Regions from separate parts of the Homo sapiens genome. Here region 1 is linked to region 2. The links are chromatin loops, found by intact Hi-C in ENCODE. Cell type or tissue: ovary. All regions are shown on one strand. Each heading gives the region's core, and the rest is flanking DNA. Links, peaks and the distances in the headings are about the cores only.

Region 1 (5,677 bases), core at 472-5,471, 730 kb before region 2:
AAGAATGATAAAAATAGGCAGCGAATCACCCCTGGCTTATGAGGTTTCTGTTGAGACATCCGCTGTTAGTCCCTTTGTATGTGATCTGACCTCTTTCTCTAGCTGCCTTTAAGATTTTTTCTTTGGTGTTGACCTTGGACATTCTGGTTACAATACACCTTGGTGATGTTCATTTTGCATAGTATCTCACAAGTGTTCTGTAGATTTCTTATATCTGGATATTTGCTTCTCTAGCAAGACTAGGAAAACAATATTGAATTATTCCCTCAAATATATTTTCCAGGTTGTTTTCTTTTCCTCCGTTTTTTTCAGGAATGGTGATAATTTATAGGTTTAGTTACTTTAAATTATCTCATATTTTTCAAAGACTCTTCATTTTCAAAAATTATTTTTCTTTATTTTTGTCTGACTGAGTTAGTTCAAAAGACTAGCCTTTAAGCTCTGAAATTCTTCTGCTTGGTTCAGTCCATTGAGAAATCGTTCAATTGTATTTTGAAATTCCTTAAGTGAGTTTTTAAATTCCAGAAGTTATGATTGATTTCTTTTGAAGATGTTTATCTCTTCCTGCATTTCCCGAATTGCTTTAGGAGTTACTTTGTGTTGATTTTCAACCTTAGCTCAGATCTCCTTCAGCTTCTTTGCAATTCATGCTTTGAATTCTTCCTCTGTCATTTCTTAGTTTCCATATTCATTACGGACAATTGCTGGAGCCGTTAGTGTGATCCTTTAGTGGTGTTATTACATTCAGATTTTTCGTTGTGCTAGAATTCTTGCACTGGTTCCTTCTCATCTGGAGATGCTGTAGTTATAATTTTTGTAACTATTTTCCTCCAGGTAGGATTTTTTCTCTTTCCTTCTTCTCCTGTGATATTACTGTTTCTTTCTTCTTTCCCTTTCCCTTACTCCCTGGGGTGTGACTGCAGAGAGTGCTGGGTAGGGTCTTTTGACTTTGCTTTTATATCCCTAGGCACTTCTGTTGGCAGATTTTATATTGGGCTGTGCAGTTCAACCCACAAGCCAGTAGATGGTGCTTTTTGTAAGCGCTGCCTATGGCCAATGATCTGGTTATATACCTGATCTTTGTTTACAGAGAAGCTCTCTGTTGCCTTAGGCAGTAGGCTGATTCTTAGAGTGAACAGTGGTCCAAGTTCCCTTAACGCTGTGGGGTGGGGGGCAAGATGTGTAAGGCTGGACCTGGCAGGTCCATTTACAAGTCCCTTGATGGCAGGGACAAGTACCAGTGCCAATGGGGAATCCAGTGGGCAGCCACCAAGTGCCCAGAAGTGTGTTTAGGCAGGAAGCTGAGAAATCTCCTTGGCCCCAAGTTCTCTGCATGGGGATGGGGTGGGCTAAAGTCCTAATCCAGAAGATTGGGTGCTCCTGAAGCCTAGAGATCTGCCTGGGCTTGAAACAAAGAGGGCCCCTATGCACCCAGATAATTGCACAGGAAGGGTGGAGTGGCTCAGCCTGCCAGTCTAGGCAAGCAGGTGCTTTGGATGCCTGAAGGTCTGCCTGGGTGTAGAGTCGAGATGGCCCAGTTGCACTATGGTCTATGCACAGGAAGAATGCAGGGAGTGAAGCTGCTGTTCCAGGTGAGTGAGTGCTCCAAATGCCAGGAGATCTGCCTGGGTGTGAAGTAGAACTCCCCCTCCTCCCATTCCCCCATAACCCACACAGGATCCCTGCACAGGAAGGGTGGGGTGACTGAGACTGCTAGTCCATGCAAGCAGTTGCTCCACATATCTGGAGATCTGCCTACACGTGGAGTGGAGAGGGCTTCACTGCAGCACAATCTATGCACAGGAAGGCTGGAGGGGTTCAGGTGGCTGATCCAGGTGAGAGGGTGGTCTGAATACCTGGAGATTTGCCTGGGTGTGGATCAGAGAGGACTCCACTGTACTGTAATCTCAGAAGAGCAGGCTGGGGCACCCAACAATAGCACATGGAGACTGGTTCCATGTTACCAAGCTGGCTGTAGCTGCAAGTCTTATTGTCCAGGAGAAACTGCAGCTGTAGCAGCTCTCCTGCCCCAGGCCTGCCACAGTGGAGAGTACAGTTCTAATGCCTTCTGCTGAGGTGATTTTCACAGTTCTGGCTGTGGAGGCCCCTACCCCACTTCAGAGCAGGCACTCCAATCTCTGGCCTGAGACCAAAATACCTGTGAGGCCATCCTGCCGGATTGCCAAATAATGGCTGACATTGTATGCACCAGGATAAAACATGGCGTCCTGCTCTTGTTCCCAGGTCTGATAAAATGGCTTCAGGTTTTCCCAGTGTCTTTCCCTCACAACATCTCCATCTTCATCCCAAGTTAGCTCCAGGGCTTGGGAGAAACAAAGTGCTCTCCTTTGGCCTTGGTTACTCAAATCCCCATTGGAAAGGTGAGTCACAGAGGGAGGCTGTCTGCCTCTTTTGTGTGGTGGGGCTTCACTCACTTATTAGCCAGATGCCATCACAGGGGCTGTTTGCCCACATTTGCCTTCCCAGGATCTGGAGTTTCCTTTACAATTCTGGTGGATTCTCATTTTCCTTCTTGAATTAAAGGTCACAGAGTTAATCTTTATGCCTGAGGCAGGCTAAAAGCGTCTAATTTGCCGTATAGGAAAAAGTATCCCTGCCTTTTAATTGGGATGTTTATACCGTTTAAATTTGATGTGGTAGTTGATGTGGTTGTGTGTAAATCTGCCATCTTGCTTTTATTATTTGTACCATGTGCTCTTTTTTCTCTTTTCTCTCTTTTTTTCTGTCTTATTTTGAATTAATTTTCAAATTAATGGTTGCATTTTATCTAATTTGTTAGCTCATTACCTACATATCCTTATTGTGTTTTTAGTAGTTGCCTTAGGCTTTATGATACACAACTCTAACTTATCACAGTCTACCTGAAAGTGATGTTATACCACGTCATGTAAAGTATAAGAACAATACAACTGTGTACTTCGATTTCTCCCCTTGCTTTTTTTTCTGCTGTTGTTTTTGCACTTTTTATTTCTCTGTATTTTATAAACCCCAACAATATATTGTTATTATTTTCTTCATACAATCACTTATCTTTCAAATAAATTTAATTAATAAGAAAAAATATTGTTATTATACAAATATTTATTATTTCTAGGACTCTTCATTCTTTCATATAGGTCCAGACTTCTGGTATAATTTTTCCTTCACCTGAAAAACTTTTGACGTTTCTTATAGTGCAGATATCTTGGTGATAAATTATTCCACCTTTTGTATATATGAAAATGTGATTTGCCTTCATTTTTGGAAGATAGCTTCACTGGATATAAAATTATACCTAGTTGACAGGGCTTTTCTTTTACCCTCCAGAACTTTAAAGATATTGCTCCACTGTCTGCTCACGTGAGTCATTTCTGGCTAGCAACTTGCTATCATCTTTATCTCTGTATATAATGCCTCACCCCATTCCTCCTGGTTGTTTTAAAGTTTTTCCATTTATTGTTTTATCATTGTTTCTCTGAAAATTTGGTTATAGTATACCTTGGTGTAGTTTTCTTCATGTTTCTTGTGCTTATGATTTGTTGAATGTCTTGAATATGCGTTTTTATAATTTCAGCAAATTTGGAAAAAATCTGACATTATATCCTTAAATATTTCTTCCCTTCTCATTCAAGGACTTCGGTCACACATATATCAGGGCACTTGAGGTTGTCCCACACTTCACTGATGCCTCTTTCCATACTATACACATCTGGGCTTCTCATACACTTTTGTGTAACTTGTTACATTTACTTGTTTAATGTCAGGATAGAGTGTCAGCTTTGTGAAGAAGAAATGATATATGCCCTACTCACATCTTTAACTTTAGCTCTAGTTCTGTGTGCTCACATAAAATAACAATAAATACTCTTAATGGACTAATTTGCATATACCTTTCGGTGGCTTTACTGTTGTCTTATTTAACAATCAATTCTCATTTATTAAAAACATTAGCTTTTCTGAAATCCATGATTTATGTTAAATGGATGTTGTAGATGGATGTTGTATCGTGGATGTTGTAGGTAAATAGACACAAGTGGTTCCCATAGTGCTTGGCAGTGGTGTTTTAGAGGGAAATTTTCTGTGCATTGTTCAGTTACAATGGAAATAGTAAATACATGATTTCATTACAAATATTTCTTTTATTGGCACAGTTTTAACAGTTTCAATCAACGTAATTAGATTAAGTCACAAGTTGATGAAATAAACATTTCCTTAGATTACTTTAGATTATTAGCATTCCAGGAAAATTACGTATTAATAATTCTAATAAGTATTCTTGCGTTTACATCTTGTTTTCTTCAGATTTTATTATTTTAAGAAGACTTTTGCTGATTGGGTTAGACCTAATCATCATGAAGTAACATGCAATTTTATTTAAAATAAAATAGTGCAGCATTTTCTGAAGTAGAATTTTAATTTTATTTTTAAAACTGTAGGCAGTTTTGGCTTTTTGTAGGCATCTGAGTTGAGATGACCGGAAGACAGGAAAATGGGTAGATACCTAGTCAATACCAAAAGAGTGATAAAGAAAAGAGTACAGGCCAGGTGTGGTGGCTCATGCCTGTACTCCCAGCACTTTGGGAAGCCGAGGCTGTAAGATTGCTTGAGTCCAGGAGTTTGAGACCAGCCTGAGCAACATAGCAAGACTTTATCTCTCCAACAGTAAAAATAAATTAGCTGGGCATGGTGGTGTGCACCTGTGGTCCCAACTACTTGGGAGGCTGAGGTGGGAGGATCACTTTCAGCTCAGGAGGTCAAGACTGAAGTAGGGTGTGATCTCACCACTGCACTCCAGTCTGGGTGACAGAGCAAGACCCTACCTCAAAAAAATAAAAAATAAAAAAATAAAGTAAGAAAGAAAAAGGAAAAGGTAAGGGTACAAAACCTGAATTTTTTTGGTCTTTGCATGTGTTTTAGAAGAATATACTTTAACTTTTAAATAGTTAATTATTAAATCTGAATATTGATTCTTCTGCATCAGTATTTATAATTAATCAATATTTCAGTCATAACAGAGAGGAAATGAAAATGAGATTACAACTAGCAATGTGTTTTTCCCTTTATAAGACTGGAACTTTCAGCTTTTCCTTTTAAGGGCTAAGAGAAAATTTTCTGTGGTACTTCAGAGTCAGCAATACCACATTCCTTTCCCTTCTAGCCATTCATTCTTCCTCAGTATCTCACATGTCCCCATGACTTAGCCCTCCTTCCAGGATCAATATTTCCTTTAATACCAATTAATTTAATTCAAGTTCCTACTTGAACAATTGTTTTTAGTCCAGGTTATCTGGTTCCTCTTGCGAAGTATTTTTTTATATTTAAACATATCAATTATCTCCTTTTCTCCTTCCTTCCTTCCTCCCTCCCTTCCTTGTTCCTTCCTTCCTTCCCTCCCTTGTTCCTTCCTTCCTTCCTTCTTTCCTTCCTTCCTTCCTCCCTCCCTTCCTCCTCCCTCCCTCTCTCCCTCCCTTCCTTTCCCTTCCCTTCCCTTCCCTTCCCTTCCCTTTTCTTTCTCACAGGATCTTGCTCTGTCACCCAACCTGGAGTATAGTAGCACAGTCTTGGCTCACTGCAACCTCCATCTCCCAGGCTTGAGTGATTCTCCCACCTCAGCTTCCCAAGTAGCTGAGACTACAGATGTGAGCTATCGTGCCTAATTTTTGTATTTTTTGTAGAG
Region 2 (5,677 bases), core at 478-5,477:
CTCTGAACAAAATTTGGAGCATGTTTGTTTCTCTCTACCTGATTTCCCCAGAATCTGGAAACTATCTGTGAGTATTCTCAACTTTTAGCAATATAGTTATTTGCATAAGTGCAATAAGAATCTGTTTTCTTTTGTAACAGGACACAATTGGAGAAACTGGTTATTTTACCAAGGCTTTGACTGGAACAGCATGCTTTCCTTTAAGGAATCAAACCTGACTTGTAAAGCCAAGCAAATCCCTTTGGGGAATTGGCCTCATACTTGCCTACACAGACCTCAAAAGGAGAGAAATTTACCCAACTCATAGGTATTTGAGGGTTCAAACTCATTGCAAGGCTTGGTTCTAAAAAGTCTTATCTGAGATTCCTTCTATGGAGCAGAGTTCCATCAAAGCGAAATTACAAAAGGCTTATGTGAAAAATAATTATTCTTGCTGCACTTTATACAAAAAATCAGGCCAAGTATAATAAAGCAAATCAGTGTTACTATGATTTGTCTTTAGTAAAAAATGGGAAACTGGAGAGAGAAACTGTGTTTCAAGAATTATGCTACACTTGTTATTAAATTCTAGTCTCATCAGTTGCTTTTAAGTTAGTTGCTGCAATTTATTCCTGTGAACCAACCAGTGATCTCTAGCTGCTGCTCAGAAGAAACAAGAGGGATGAGTAATGTAAAAATCTGGATCAATATTCCAATTCTGGACATATTGGAATCATCTAGCAATGTCATATCAGCTTGGTTCCAACAGTTGCCCTTATAATTTGGAACTTCTTATAATTTAGTTTACTTGAGATAATTTTTACTTATTTTGCTTTACTCTTGTGGAATACATTGCTATGGCACTCTGTATAGGCATAAGGATAAGCTTACTCAATGTTTTCTTAAATTGAACACTTATTCATCTTCCAAATATTACTTTTTGTCAGAACTTAAGAGTCATAAATGTCCCTCACCATACTGATGCTTTCTGACTGAGCGCGTCTCTACCCTGAACACAAGATATTCTCATAGTTAGGTAGGAATACCATCACCCCTATTCAGCCTGAAGAAGTTACTAAAGATGGATTTTCATCCCTGTGCAGCCCTTAGGATTAAGGGTTCTCTTATAAAAGGGAGGGGGGAAATGTCAGAGGCATGTGAACCAGAGCAACTCCATTTTAAATAGGAGCTGAGTAAAATGAGGCTGAGAGCCACTGAGCTGCATTTCCAGATGGTTAAAGCATTCTAAGTCACAGAATGAGATAGGAGGTTAGCACAAAGTACAGGTCATAAAGACCTTAATGATAAAACAGGTTGCAGTAAAGAAGCTGGCTAAAACCCACCAAAACCAAGATGGTGATGAGAGTGACCTCTGGTCGTCCTCACTGCTACACTCTCACCAGTGCCATGACAGTTTACAAATGCCATGGCAACATCTGGAAGTTGCCCTATATGGTCTAAAAAGGGGAGGCATGAATAATCCACTTTGTTTAGCATATCATCAACAAATAACCATAAAAATGGGCAACCAGCAGCCCTTGGGGCCGCTCTGTCTGTGGAGTAGCCATTCTTTTATTCCTTTACTTTCTTAATAATCTTGCTTCTGCTTTGCACCTTGGGCTTGCCCTGAATTCTTTCTTTCCTGAGATCCAAGAACCCTCTTTTGGGGTCCAGATCAGGACCCCTTTCTTGTAACACTTCTGGTCCCAAACATTTTTGATAAGAAATACTCAAACTGTATTAACTACAGTCCTCATGTTGTACATTTGCTCCCTAGACTTATTCATCCTACACATCTGCAACTTCATATCCTTTGACCTACATCTCCACATTTCCTCCCCAAACTCTTTATAACAACTGTTTTATTCTCTATGTCTGTGTATCAGACTTTTTTTTTTTTTTTTTCAAAAAAAGATACCATGTATACATGAGATCATGCAGTATTTTTCTTTCTGTTTCTGGATTGTTTTACTTACCATTATGTCCTCCAGATTCATCCAGGTTGTGGCAAATGAGAGGATCCCCTTCTTTTTTAAGGTTGAATAACATTTTATTTTATATGTGCCTGTGTTTCTTATCCATTCACATCCATGGGCACTTAGATTGTTTCCATATCTTGGCTATTGTGAATAATGCTGCAACGAACATAGAAAGAACATTTCTATGTGCATAGAAAAACCATGGAAGGCCATACAACAATTATATATATATATGAGTGATCATCTCTGCTTGCTGAGATAACAGGTGAACTTTTTTCTTTTTGGTTGTTTTATTCCATTTGAAAAATTGTATTTTCTAACATTTATACCAAATCTATATTAATTAATTCATTCATGTAATTATTTTTAAATAAATTAATTAGCATTTATTTATTAATAAAGAATGAATATATATATTTTATTATACTTCTAGGGTATATATATTATAGTTCTAGGGTACATGTGCACAACGTGCAGGTTTGTTACATATATATACATGTGCCATGTTGGTTTGCTGCACCCATTAATTCGTCATTTACATTGGGTATTTCTCGTAATGCTATCCCTCCCCCAGGCCCCCACCCTGTGACAGGCCCCGGTGTGTGATGTTCCCCTCCCTGTGTCCAACTGTTCTCATTGTTCAATGCCACCTATGAGTGAGAACATGCAGTGTTTGATTTTCTGTCCTTGTGAGAGTTTGCTGAGAATGATGGTTTCCAGCTTCATTCATGTCCCTTCAAAGGACATGAACTCATCCTTTTTTATGGCTGCATAGTATTCCATGGTGTATATGTGCCACATTTTCTTAATCCAGTCTATCATCGATGGACATTTGGGTTGGTTCCAAGTGTTTCCTATTGTGAATAGTGCCACAATAAACATACGTGTGCATGTGTCTTTATAGTAGCAAGATTTATAATCCTTTGGGTATATACCCAGTAATGGGATTGCTGGGTCAAATGGTATTTCTGGTTCTAGATCCTTGAGGAATTGCCACACTGTCTTCCACAATGGTTGAACTAATTTACACTCCCACCAAGAGTGTAAAAGCATTCCTATTTCTCCACATCCTCTCCAGCCTCTGTTGTTTCCTGACTTTTTAAATGACCGCCATTCTAACTGGAGTGAGATGGTATCTCATTGTGGTTTTGATTTGCATTTCTCTGATGACCAGTGATAATGAGCATTTTTTCCATGTGTCTGTTGGCTCCATAAATGTCTTTTTTGAGAAGTGTCTGTTCATATCCTTTGCCCACTCTTTGCTGGGGTTGTTTGTTTTTTTCTTGAAAATTTATTTAAGTTCTTTGTAGATTCTGGATATGAGCCCTTTGTCAGATGGGTAGATTTTCTCCCATTCTGTAGGTTGCCTGTTCACTCTGATGGTAGTTTCTTTTGCTGTGCTGAAGCTCTTTAGTTTAATTAGATCCCATTTGTCAATTTTGGCTTTTGTTGCCATTGCTTTTGGTGTTTTAGTCATGAAGTCCTTGCCCATGCCTATGTCCTGAATGGTATTACCTAGGCTTTCTTCTAGGGTTTTTATGGTTTCAGGTCTAACACTTAGGTCTTTAATCCATCTTGAATTAATTTTTGTATAAGGTGTCAAGAAGGGATCCAGTTTCAGCTTTCTACACATGGCTAGTCAGTTTTCCCAGCACCATTTATTAAATAGTGAATCCTTTCCCCATTTCTTGCTTTTGTCAGGTTTGTCAAAGATCAGATGGTTGTAGATGTGTAGTGTTAATTCTGAGGCCTCTGTTCTGTTCCATTGGTCCATATATCTGTTTTGGTACCAGTACCATGCTGTTTTGATTACTGTAGCCTTGTAGCATAGTTTGAAGTCAGGTAGCATGATGCCTCCAGCTTTGTTCTTTTTGCTTAAGATTGTCTTGGCAATGTGGGCTCTTTTTTGGTTCCATATGAACTTTAAAGTAGTTTTTTTTCCAATTCTGTGAAGAAAGTCATTGGTAGCTTGATGAGGATGGCATTGAATCTATACATTACCTTGGGCAGTATGGCCATTTACACAATATCAATTCTTCCTATCCATGAGCATGGAATGTTAGTCCATTTGTTTGTGTCCTCTTTTATTTCGTTGAGCAGTAGTTTGTAGTTCTCCTTGAAGAGGTCCTTCACATCCCTTGTAAGTTGGATTCCTAGGTATTTTATTCTCTTTGTAGCAATTGTGAATGGGAGTTCACTCATGATTTGGCTCTCTGTTTGTCTGTCTGTTATTGGTTTATAGGAATGGTTGTGATTTTTGCACATTGATTTTGTATCCTGATACTTTGCTGAAGTTGCTTATCAGCTTAAGGAGATTTTGGGCTAAGATGAAGGGGTTTTCTAAATATACAATCATGTCATCTGCAAATAGGGACAGTTTGACTTTGTCTTTTCCTAATTGAATACACTTTATTTCTTTCTCTTGCCTGATTGCCCTGGCCAGAACTTCCAACACTGTGTTGAATAGGAGTGGTAAGAGCGGGCATCCCTGTCTTGTGCCAGTTTTCAAAGGGAATGCTTCCAGTTTGTGCCCATTTGGTATGATATTGGCTGTGGGTTTGTCATAAATAGCTCTTGTTATTTTGAGAAACGTTCCATCAATACCCAGTTGATGGAGAGTTTTTAGCCTGAAGCGCTGTTGAATTTTGTCGAAGGCCTTTTCTGCATCTATTGAGATAATCATGTGGTTTTTGTGGTTGGTTCTGTTTATGTGATGGATTAGGTTTATTGATTTGCGTATGTTGAACCAACCTTGCATCCCAGAGATGAAGTCAATTTGATTGTGGTGGATAAGGCTTTTGATGTGCTCCTGGATTTTATTTGCCAGTATTTTATTGAGGATTTTCACATCAATGTTCATCAGGGATATTGGCCTAAAATTCTCTTTTTTTGTTGTGTGTCTACCAGGCTTTGGTATCAGATGATGAGGGCCTCATAAAATGAGTTAGGGAGGATTCCCTCTTTTTCCATTAATTAGAATAGTTTCAGGAGGAATGGTACCAGCTCCTCTTTGTACCTCTGGTAGAGTTCGTCTGTGAATCTGTCTGGTCCTGGACTTCTTTTACTTGGTAGGCTATTAATTATTGCCTCAATTTCACAGCCTGTTATTGGTCTATTCAGAGATTCCACTTCTTCCTGGTTTAGTGTTGAGAGGGTGTATGTGCCCAGGAATTCAGCCATTTTTCCTAGATTTTTCTGGTTTATCTGTGTAGAGGTGTTTATAGTATTCTCTGATGGTAGTTTGTATTTCTGTGGGATTGGTGGTGATATCCCCTTTATCATTTTTTATTGCATCTATTTGATTCTTCTCTCTTTTCTTCTTTATTAGTCTTGCTAGTGGTCTATCAATTGTGATGATCTTTTCAAAAAACCAGCTCCAGGATTCATTGATTTTTTGAAGGGTTTTTTTGTATCTCTATCTCCTTCAATTCTGCTCCGATCTTAGTTATTTCTTACCTTCTGCTAGCTTTTGAATTTGTTTGCTTTTGCTTCTCTAGTTCCTCTAATTGTGATGTTAGGGTGTTGTTTCTAGCTCTTTCCTGCTTTCTCTTGTGGGCATTTAGTGCTATAAATTTCCCTCTACACACTGGTTTAAATGTGTCCCAGAGATTCTGGTATGATGTGTCTTTGTTCTCATTGGCTTCAAAGAACATATTTATTTGTGCCTTCATTTTGTTATTTACCCAGTAGTCATTCAGGAGCAGGTTGCTCAGTTTCCA

The links. A loop is a pair of places that touch in the nucleus more often than their neighbours do. Peaks named below come from ENCODE experiments on the same cell type or tissue, not always from the same donor. Only the 100,000 strongest peaks of a DNase experiment are listed, where the experiment ranks them.
Region 1: it touches region 2 in a loop (8-fold over the local background); 2 of 110 quality-filtered maps call a loop at or near these places.

The regions. Positions count from the first base shown.
Region 1 is chr12:46,979,514-46,985,190 of GRCh38, reverse strand. No RefSeq gene overlaps it. Among named protein-coding and RNA genes, the nearest start is that of PCED1B, 97 kb to the left of the region's middle. In ovary, for the core only: no CTCF peak of the experiment used is centred there; no DNase peak of the experiment used is centred there.
Region 2 is chr12:46,249,204-46,254,880 of GRCh38, reverse strand. The region is part of intron 1 of SLC38A1 (solute carrier family 38 member 1); the gene reads left to right. Among named protein-coding and RNA genes, the nearest start is that of SLC38A1, 17 kb to the left of the region's middle. In ovary, for the core only: no CTCF peak of the experiment used is centred there; no DNase peak of the experiment used is centred there.